Linked DNA regions of Homo sapiens: region 1 is linked to region 2. A link is a contact called in ENCODE Hi-C or POLR2A ChIA-PET data. All regions are on one chromosome and are shown on one strand. The core of a region is the stretch at or near the end of the contact, and the rest is flanking DNA. Distances in the headings are between cores, read along the strand shown. Region 1 overlaps PODXL (podocalyxin like). Region 2 overlaps LINC-PINT (long intergenic non-protein coding RNA, p53 induced transcript).

Region 1 (5,372 bases), core at 2,317-4,816, 470 kb before region 2:
AAAAAAAAAGACAGAAAAAAGAGGTTTCTTGAACCTCCGAAAATTCTGGATTCACCAAAGACCCAGGCCTTTAGCAAGGCAGACAGCAGGGCTGCGAGCAAGGCCTCTGAATCCTGGGGAAGAGCTGGAGAAGCGTGGTGAGGAAGCCTCCCAGCCCTAACTCCATTCTCTGTTATCTTTACAAACAGCAACCCAGACTACTACGGACTCATCTAACAAAACAGCACCGACTCCAGCATCCAGTGTCACCATCATGGCTACAGATACAGCCCAGCAGAGCACAGTCCCCACTTCCAAGGCCAACGAAATCTTGGCCTCGGTCAAGGCGACCACCCTTGGTGTATCCAGTGACTCACCGGGGACTACAACCCTGGCTCAGCAAGTCTCAGGCCCAGTCAACACTACCGTGGCTAGAGGAGGCGGCTCAGGCAACCCTACTACCACCATCGAGAGCCCCAAGAGCACAAAAAGTGCAGACACCACTACAGTTGCAACCTCCACAGCCACAGCTAAACCTAACACCACAAGCAGCCAGAATGGAGCAGAAGATACAACAAACTCTGGGGGGAAAAGCAGCCACAGTGTGACCACAGACCTCACATCCACTAAGGCAGAACATCTGACGACCCCTCACCCTACAAGTCCACTTAGCCCCCGACAACCCACTTCGACGCATCCTGTGGCCACCCCAACAAGCTCGGGACATGACCATCTTATGAAAATTTCAAGCAGTTCAAGCACTGTGGCTATCCCTGGCTACACCTTCACAAGCCCGGGGATGACCACCACCCTACGTAAGTAATGCCTGGTTTTCTTCAAGCACCAAGAAACTTTTCAGGGCCAGGCGTGATGGCTCTGAAAAGGCTCATGCCTTGTAATCCCAGCACTTTGGGAGGCCGAGACAGGTGGATCACCTGAGGTCAGGAGTTCGAGACCAGCCTGGCCAACATGGCGAAACCCTGTCTCTACTAAAAATACAAACATTAGCTGGGTATGGTGGCAGGCGCCTGTAATCCCAGCTACTCAGGAGGCTGAGGCAGGAGAATTGCTTGAACCTGAGAGGGGAATAGTTTCTATTTCATACCTATTTATTTATTTATTTATTTATTTTTGAGATGGAGTCTCGCTCTGTCACCCAGGCTGGAGTGCGGTGGCATGATCTCTGCTCACTGCAACCTCCACCTCCGGGTTCAAGCAATTCTCCTGCCTCAGCCTCCCGAGTAGCTGGGACTACAGGTGTGCACCAGCACACCAGCTAATTTTTTTTTTTTTTTTTTTTTTTTTTTCAAGTAGAGACAGTGTTTCACCATGTCAGCCAGGCTGGTCTTGAACTCCTGACCTCGGGTGATCTGCCCACCTTGGCCTCCCAAAGTGCTGGGATTACAGGTATGAGCCACCATGCCCGGCCGATACCTGTTTACTTACTTACTTACTTATTATTTATAAGAGCTTGTCTTAACCTAGTAAATCAATTTCAAAATCTACCTATGGATCAAGAGCCTTAGGATCATGGCCCATCTCAGACCTGTGGACCCAGAGTTTCTGAGCGCTCCTGGTGATGTTGCTGCATATCAGAGGCATATGGTCTGAAGTCAGCAGGCCACCGCTCCACAGGAGGGTGCCACACAGTAGGAGTGCGGGCTCCGGCTGAGATAATCCTGGCTTCGAATCCCTGCCCTGCCATTGTTGGCACAGGAACTCGGGCAAATCACTGAGCCCCTCGGAGCCTCAGTTTCCTTGTTTATGAAATAGGGATGATGCCGATTCCTTCCCCAGAGGATTGTGAGGATTCAGTAGGAAAGTACCTTTGAGGCACCCAGTCCCTTGCACAAAGTTAAGTGCTCAGTGAACGTTTGCTGCGGCTGCTGTGACTTTGCCGGGTTATTCCACTGGCTTGTCATAGGAGTCCACTTCTTCCGTCTCTGTGGGAGGTAAGACCAAAGAACCTGGGAAAACTATTAGAGCAAGAAAAGATTGTCCTCTTCTCGCAAGGGTGCACTCATCTTTTCTCATTACCCTCGTTTTCCCAATGACAGCGTCATCGGTTATCTCGCAAAGAACTCAACAGACCTCCAGTCAGATGCCAGCCAGCTCTACGGCCCCTTCCTCCCAGGAGACAGTGCAGCCCACGAGCCCGGCAACGGCATTGAGAACACCTACCCTGCCAGAGACCATGAGCTCCAGCCCCACAGCAGCATCAACTACCCACCGATACCCCAAAACACCTTCTCCCACTGTGGCTCATGAGAGTAACTGGGTAACTCCAGCAGGGGTGGGGCAAGTAGGAGAACCCAGACTCGGGTAGAAGAGGCTTTAAGACAAGGTTTTCTGTTCTTTCCTCCAACGCAGGGCCCCTGGCTGGGGCTTTGAGCAGCACTTACCCATTCCCTCCTCCCTCTCCCTGGTTAGCCTGGTCCTGGCTTGAGCTGCCCTCAAGCCACGCAGCCAGGACATACCTGGCTCTGGAATGGGTCCAGCCATGCCTCCAGCTTGCCGTGAACTCTTTCCTATCTGGGTCACCCCTTAGTTGGGGGGAAATGTCAAAGATTCCATGACTATTAGCCCAAACCTTAATCTCAGTGGCTTCTTCCAGGCAAAGTGTGAGGATCTTGAGACACAGACACAGAGTGAGAAGCAGCTCGTCCTGAACCTCACAGGAAACACCCTCTGTGTGAGTAGCTTGCTGATCTGAGCCGCCAGGTGCAGGCTCACAGCAGGGCTGAGGGAGGGAGAGGGAATGTATGTTCTTTCTAGGTGCATTTTTAAACATCTTTCTAAGGTGCATTTGCTTTCCGGCCCTCATTTCTTCCTAGTAGGAAGTGGTCCTTTCCCATCTTACAGAGCAACAGACCAAGGTTTAAGACTTCTCTAAGTCAGGACACACCCACAGGACTGGACCCCCCCCTCCCACCCCCCGGTTTCCTCGGCTTTCACTGTGTGACTATTTCCAGTATGCTGAGTTGAGGGACCCTGATCCTAGTTCCTGTTTGCCCCTAGCTCTGGGAGTGACTTTGGTGAGTTGATCTCTTTGGGTTTCAGATGTCTCAATTGAAAATGAGAGGTGAGGCCAGGTGTGGTGGCTTACACCTGTAATCCCAACACTTTGAGAAGCTGAGGCAGGAAGTTTGCTTGAGGCCAGAAGTTCAAGACCAGCCTGGGAAACATAGGAAGACCCTGTTTTTACAGAAAGAAAAGAAAAGCAAGAGAAAATGAGAGGTGTAGTCTGTCTGCTTTAATCGTCTGTGGCTTCACATTTCCTGGTCTGTGGACTATCTGAGAGCCTTGATGGACGAACAGTGCTGGGAGATTCTCCCTCTAACCTGAGGAGCTGATGGGATGGGTGGGAGAGAAAAGGGCCCAGGAATGCAGGAGCCACTGCCAGCATTTCTCCAGTCTGGGTGGTGAGCGTGCGTGTGAGCACACCTGTGTGAGGGAGGTAGCAGTGTGTGAGCAGCCTTCAGGCCACCGGTCTCCATGGGTCCAAAGGCTTTGGTCTGGGGAGTGTGCGCTGTGCACACTCAGTAAATAACTGCCGAGCGCGGCGGGTGCTGGAGATGGCTGGCTCACTGCTGCCCTCTCCCGGTCAGTGCCGGTTTTTTGCAGCCACCCCCTAGGAACTAGAACTAGAACAGACCTGAACACGGTGTCTATAGATAGGATGGAGAATTTGGGCTTACAACACTTTAATGCTGCCTGAATTTTCTGCAGTTGTTTTCTTTTGGGTGTCCATTATGCCGGCATTTTCCAAGTGAACTTTACAAAAGCCTACATCTAGACCAGAGTTTTAAAAGGGAGCAGTGCTCTCCTAGGGCTGGGCTTATTGGACAAGGCAGGCATTGCATGATATGGGCTCTGGGGACAGTCAGGTGCCCGCCCAGCCCTTCCTCAGACCCTCTTTTTGGATGTAGCTTGGTAGGCTGTGTGATTGTTGTGAGACACTTTTTTTTTTTTTCCCTTTGCTAGAAAAGGAAGATGGAAAACCCTGGATCCCTTCCTGATGTCAGGGTGGGGAATTACTAAGCCTAAGGAAATTCTGGTAGAAACCTTAGGGGTGGTTTGTATGGGTTCTGTGCTAAGCTATCCCTAGAGTCCTTTTCTTTGTCTTAGTCATTTATTCCAGAATCAGGTCAGAGAAGCCCCAGGGAGGGGTGCCCCTAGATGGCATGGCAGGACTGGATACATGCTGCCCACACTTCTCCCCTCATCCTCAGCTCTAAAGCCACGTCAGCCACAATCTTTGTTCTTAGAGCTAAATAAGACCCCCTCCAAGATATCCTAGGGGTAGCTTCAAGATCCCACCTGTTCCCCTACTCAGTGGAGCCCCTTCCCTGTCAGCCTGTCCGTGGCTTCAGAGCCAGAGGCTCTGCCTAGGGCAAGGGCACATGTATTTCAGCTTTGGGGGTAGAGACCCTTCTGCTGAGAGCTGCAGCCTCCCCACCTGATTTCTCCGAACTGGGCATGAAAGGCTGGTGAATGGGAGTTTAGGGGGAATTGGAGTCTCCCTGCGGGCTGTGGGGTAGGGTTGCTGTGCAGTGCCCCCTCTCTAGCCCGTTCTAGGGAGGGAGATGAAAACAACCCCCAATCCGCAAACAGCTTGGAGGGAAAAAAGAGGCACTAGGGTGAAAGGAATGAAAGGTGCAAGCGTAGACCAGATAAACACAGTGCGGAGAACGGGCTGATGGGAACGAGACAGAGGAGGCAGGAACTGGCCCAGGAGAACAGCATGCAACCCTTGATTCCTGGCAGGCCTGCGTGGAGCACCAGCTGGGGCTAGAGAGGGAGGCAGGTTCTAGCACAGCAACAGCACTGTCCCGACCTTAGCTGGGAGGGCAGCCCCACAGGCCTAGGCTGCTGTCACGCTCCCCGCGGAGTCACCTGCGCTCTCCCCACCATAGGCAGGGGGCGCTTCGGATGAGAAATTGATCTCACTGATATGCCGAGCAGTCAAAGCCACCTTCAACCCGGCCCAAGATAAGTGCGGCATACGGCTGGCATCTGTTCCAGGAAGTCAGACCGTGGTCGTCAAAGAAATCACTATTCACAGTGAGTGGAGGGCAAGGGGGCCTGGGCTGGGGCCTGCATGGGTGGGAATGGGGGGCATGCAGAAGCCACATTGGAGGGTGGGTCACAGTGGTGCCCCTTCAGTTCCCTAAGAACTGTCAAGCCACACCCCCTCCCAGGTCACCCGAGAGACACTCAGGAGACTGAGATACGGTGCGTCCCTCTCTTGGGGCGCAGTCCCCGTCCCCCACTGCCTCGCTCTGGGCTGGGCCATTGGGCATCGTCTCCCTCTCCCACAGCTAAGCTCCCTGCCAAGGATGTGTACGAGCGGCTGAAGGACAAATGGGATGAACTAAAGGAGGTAAGCGGCC
Region 2 (4,975 bases), core at 1,711-4,210:
AACACCTGACCTCAAATGAGCTGCCCTCCTCGGCCTCCCAAAGTGCTGGGATTATAGGCGTGAGCCACCGTGCCTGGCCCTATCCTTCACCTTTTAGTTCTTTAGGAAGGAAATTGATGGTGGCTTAATACCTTTGCTTCTAGGCCTGGGTGTCCACCCACCTGACCCCAACTCCCATATATGTAGAGACATCAGGTAATCTGAGCATAAGATCCTTGCAGTGGTTGGGGAAGTGAAGCAGAGAGATGCCCTCTTGGAGCACTTCCATTTTCTGCACCAGACAGGAATCAGTTATCTCTGGGGTTAGTGACCTCACACCTTTGCCCCTGAATCCCCCCATATATAAAATAGAAGATTGAATTTTACTTACTTGGGTAAAAGTGGGCATTTTTCAGTTAGACATTTACCTAATTTTAATGAAAATACAATGACCCTAGAACATCCTGCCCATGATTCTGCCCAAGTTTATGCAAACAGAAAAAATTTATTTTGGAAAAAACCGGATCTTAAACTGAAATTCATTAAGCCATTTTTCCAAATAAAGTACCAGCTTAGTTAACCAAATTGTGCTTTTTCACTTTTTCCTTCCCTCAAAAGGAAATCCCTTATTCAACAAAAATTTGTGGAACACTCATATGTTTCAGGCACCCTGAAGATAAAGACACACCCACCTGCAAGGATAAAAGAAGCATGGCGGCGGGGTGGGGCTGGTATCCAGTCTGCTTCAAAACGGAGGAGGGGCATCCACAGAGAAGGGCTGGGGAAGGCCTTGCAGGAGGGCATGGAAGAGCCAGGTTGAGAGGGATGAATAGGACTTGGCTGTTATCCAGGTTGCAAGATGTTGGAAGGACTTTATCTAAAGCTGTGGCATTGGGATTAAAGAAGAGAGGTTGAGTCAAGAGATTCAGTGACTGGGAGTTATATGCCCTTTTGACTGGCAGGATAGGGAGAATATTGGAGAAAAAGGAGTCAAGGATTAGTTCAGCTTCTGCCGTGGCCTTCTCAGCAAGTGGTGGGGAATTCACTGAGGTGAGGAATACAAAATACTTGGAGGTTGCATCTGTTTGTTTTGCTTATTGAGTTAGGAAACCAGGAATTCACTTTGGAGGTTTGATCAGGGGAATGCAGCCTACGTTTGATTGGGCTTTAAAGCTGATCCTCTTTGCTCCATGGCCCAGCTCTGGGGGGGGACACACGTGGCACATCAGGCAGAAAGGGGCAGCTAGGGAGGTCTTGGCCAACTGTGGTTGGGCAGCATCATGGGCTGTAGTCTCACTTGTACAGGTGGAATCACTGTGGGACACTTCGGGGCATTTCCAGAGTGGAAAAATTCTTGCAGGTGAAAACCTGTCACATTGAAGAATTCAGTAGTGCTTTTGATAATTATTTTTTCTACTTGCTGTCTTGCCTTCTTCCCTCTGTATTTTTACCATTTATGGGAGTACATCTTTATATTTCTCTGGTAAAAGGAAGATGAAAAAGGTGAACTTTATAAAAGACTAACCAGTCCTTGACTTGTATAGCTCATTTAACTTTTAAAACCTGTAAAGGAGGTACTTTTCATCATATAAATTCATGATGAAGATAAATAAAATAGGTGTTTGGGAATCAGCAGGTTTTGAAATTTTATGACATGCCATTAACACAAAGCATAAATTCTTTTTCTTTTTCTTTTTTTTTTTTGAGACTGAGTCTCAGTTTGTCGTCCAGGCTGGAGTGCAGTGGCACGATCAAGGCTCACTGCAACCTCCGCCTCCTGGGTTCAAGCGATTCTCCTGCCTTAGCCTCCTGAGTAGCTGGGATTACAGGCATGCGCCACCACACTCGGCTAATTTTGGTATTTTTAGTAGAGACGGGGTTTCACATGTTGACCAGGCTGGTGTCGAACTCCTGACCTCAGGTGATCCACCCACCTTGGCCTCCCTAAGTGCTGGGATTACAGGAATGAGCCACCGCACCCGGCCGCATAAATTCTTTTATTCAGATCCATTGACATTAACATGTAAATAAGGATGACAGTTTATTATTTTGGAAATTCTAATTATTTGTCTTGTCCTTCAAAGAAGCGCTTTTGGTTACAAGTGGGTCCATAACACACAAAATAAAATTCTGTTTACGGCTGGGCGCGGTGGCTTACGCCTGTAATCCCAGCATTTTGAGAGGCCAAGGCGGGGGGATCACCTGAGGTCAGGAGTTCTAGACCAGCCTGGCCAATGTGGTGAAACCCTGTCTCTACTAAAAACACAAAAATTAGGTGGGTATGGTGGTGTGCGCCTGTAATGTCAGCTACTCGGGAGGCTGAGGCAGGAGAATAGCCTGAACCTGGGAGGCGGAGGTTGTAGTGAGCCGAGATTGCACCATTGCACTCGAGCCTGGGCAACAGAGCAAGATTCTGTTTCAAAAAAAAAAAAAACAAAAAAACCCACAAAATTACATACTTTTTGATAATATTGAAAAATAAGTATGGAAAATGATTCTTCTTAGGAAAATTTATGCCCATTATTCACTTCGCTGTTTTGTTAATGATCACGAATATATTAAACTGAAAATACAAGCTAAGCAGCTGCTTTGAAACTACATCAAAACAGTAGAAGTTTAAAATTAGATTCTTCTTATTGCATTAAATGCATCTTTCAGTAATATGTGGTCACTACACTACCTGCTTTACAGGTATTCTTGGAAATTTGGTAACAAAAAGAACAGGGTGAATAGATGTTGTAGATCATGAGGTATGGTGCAAAGTGCATGGCCTTGGGATAGGGATATCAGACATCTGAGCTGAATCTCAGTTCTCTGGTTGTTATGCCTCGAGGAAGTAAGTTGCTGGACCTCAGTTGTGCTGTTTCCTGGTCTATAAAATGAAGACAATAAAGAACCTGCTTCAGTGCGCTAAAACTCAAAGGACTTCTTGGGCTTGAGCGCTGGAGTAAACAGGCAGTTTCCCTTTGTACCACAAGAGGGAGTGCCTGTATAGATGTTAACCTGAGCTGAGGTTTGGATTTCTTTCTAAAATGTCGCTGAAAATTTAGGAATAACTGGATTACTGGGAAAACGTTAAAGAAAAAGATTTTTTGACAGTGTCAGGAGAAAGAGGAACTCGAAACACATAATGGGTTAAGAGGAAGGGATTACGTATAAAATTCCTTTAAGGTATGAAAAGCTTTGTTGACAGAGTGTTACATATTTCATTCCCAGTCAACAATCTTTTATTGTCAATGTCTGACCATGTTGATATATTTGTTTTGTTTTTCTCCTCCTTTGTAACTGTATTATAAATTTTTTATATTAAACAAATATAGAACTTAAAATTTAGTTTCTTAGTAGTAGTCCTGAATAATTAACATCAGTTGAAATTGGATTGTTTGTGCTCAGTGCCTTGGATATGTACAAAACCTGTTTGCTTCAAATTAGTGAGTTAGAAAATATTTTAATCTTTTCATCCTGCTCCCCTCCCACATACTTTTTTTTCCCCTTTTATTTTGAGCTTCTAGATCCTTTTATGTGATGTGTTGCTGTCATACATAGCTCACATTGGGTGGGAACAGAGAAGAACATTGTTTCCGTGGCCCAACCCTAGGGACATGGAACTCATTTTATTATACAGTGAAATTTTAAAATTTGAAACCAAGATCAGATCTCAACAAACAGAGCGAAATTGGCAATTGTGGAATTATCTAACAAATTTAGGGAAAAATCCAGTTGTATCTCAGTTATGTGAATGTGTCCTTCGATTTACAATTTTCAGGTAATCTCTTTATTTTGCTGGTATTTTTATTATACATAGAGCACATTGTTTTATAGAACTGTAATTATACCATAATACTTTTTGTATTGGGAAATGTTGAGAATTTAGAAAGAACAATCCTAGGCATTTCCTTTTGCTCTGTATTCTTCTGTTTAGAAGTTTTCCCTGTGGTTTGTTCCTGGCAATTAAACACTGTTCAAATTCAGAGTCAGACTGCCCTGGCTCAAATCTTGGCCCCACGATGTGTGAAACTTGACAAAGTCAAAGTTATCACTATAATTTCGGTCACTTGAAATCCAGTAATTTCTTGAGCAGAAGAAAGGGAAGTGGAATTACTGTAGAAATTATGCATAGTTTTATATTATCTGTGTAGTAGCCTGTTTAAAGTGATCATTGCTAGTGCATGGTATAGAATTACAAACTTGTAAATACTTCTCAAGATTGCCACTTTAAAAAAAAAAGCAAAAAGAGCTCTGTAGCCCTATTTTTTTTTTTATTTCCAACAGGAAATTTGTTCTTGTTTCAAAATGTGGGAACACCCATTATTCTCTGTTGGCCACATGAATGTCATCCATTTGTTTATTGCAGCAGAAAAAAAGTGAAGAATGGTTGATACAGTGGCAAGCTGTTCCTTTTAGGTTACTTTAAAAAGTCATGGAATTTCGGATATACAAAGAAAGCATAAGGAATACTCTAACCAGTATATATGTATACAGTATCCAGTATAAGAATGAAAATGTAATGTAGTTATTAAAACATTATGTGTGTGCTTCCACAAGCCTGTCCTCCTTTCTACCTTCCAGAAGTAACTTCTCTCTTGAATTTGGTGTTCGTCATTCTGGTGCATGCTTTTACAGTTTTACAAAATACACACGCATTCCCAAACATAAATAATACTGTTTCACAACATAAATTGTATTATGGTACATGTTTTAAAACACGATATACATTGTATCTGTTGCAAGTCAGGTTCCAAGGGAAATGGAACTCAGAAGATTAAGGCTGGGGGCCACCAGTGCCTCATGCCTGTAATCAGCACTGTGGGAGGCCGAGGCGGGCAGATCACTTGAGGTCAGGAGTTTCAGACCAGCATGGCCAACATAGTGGAACCTCATCTCTACTGAAATACAAAAAATTAGCCAGGTGTGGTGGTGTGCACCTGTAATCCCAGCTACTCAGGAGGCTGAGGCAGAAGAATCACTTGAACCTGGGAGGTGGAGGATGCAGTGA

Evidence for each region. A loop is a pair of places that touch in the nucleus more often than their neighbours do. ChIA-PET counts read pairs that join two places held with the same protein, here RNA polymerase II (POLR2A). Pooled maps may share reads with other maps.
Region 1: a loop to region 2 is called in a map of K562, with 3 times the contacts of the local background. The contact joins two enhancer-like sites. A Hi-C loop is called at or near these places in 1 of 168 maps with a recorded cell type or tissue (K562), 4 of 37 single-sample maps with no recorded cell type and 9 of 50 pooled maps. POLR2A ChIA-PET finds 5 or more read pairs at or near these places in 3 of 52 experiments (BJ, activated CD4-positive, alpha-beta T cell and activated T-cell).

Annotation. Positions count from the first base shown.
Region 1 is chr7:131,506,250-131,511,621 of GRCh38, reverse strand. It overlaps PODXL (podocalyxin like), which reads left to right. Exons shown (of 9, transcript NM_001018111.3): 2 at 189-794; 3 at 1,291-1,386; 4 at 2,037-2,257; 5 at 2,594-2,671; 6 at 4,896-5,043; 7 at 5,301-5,362. Among named protein-coding and RNA genes, the nearest start is that of PODXL, 48 kb to the left of the region's middle. RefSeq lists a silencer at 3,449-3,508 and an enhancer at 5,049-5,372. Within about 2 kb of position 3,566, at least 3 of the 41 ENCODE cell types and tissues checked have a DNase peak (open chromatin) inside an H3K27ac peak, as active enhancers do.
Region 2 is chr7:131,038,601-131,043,575 of GRCh38, reverse strand. The region is part of intron 3 of LINC-PINT (long intergenic non-protein coding RNA, p53 induced transcript); the gene reads left to right. Among named protein-coding and RNA genes, the nearest start is that of LINC-PINT, 69 kb to the left of the region's middle. Within about 2 kb of position 2,960, at least 14 of the 41 ENCODE cell types and tissues checked have a DNase peak (open chromatin) inside an H3K27ac peak, as active enhancers do.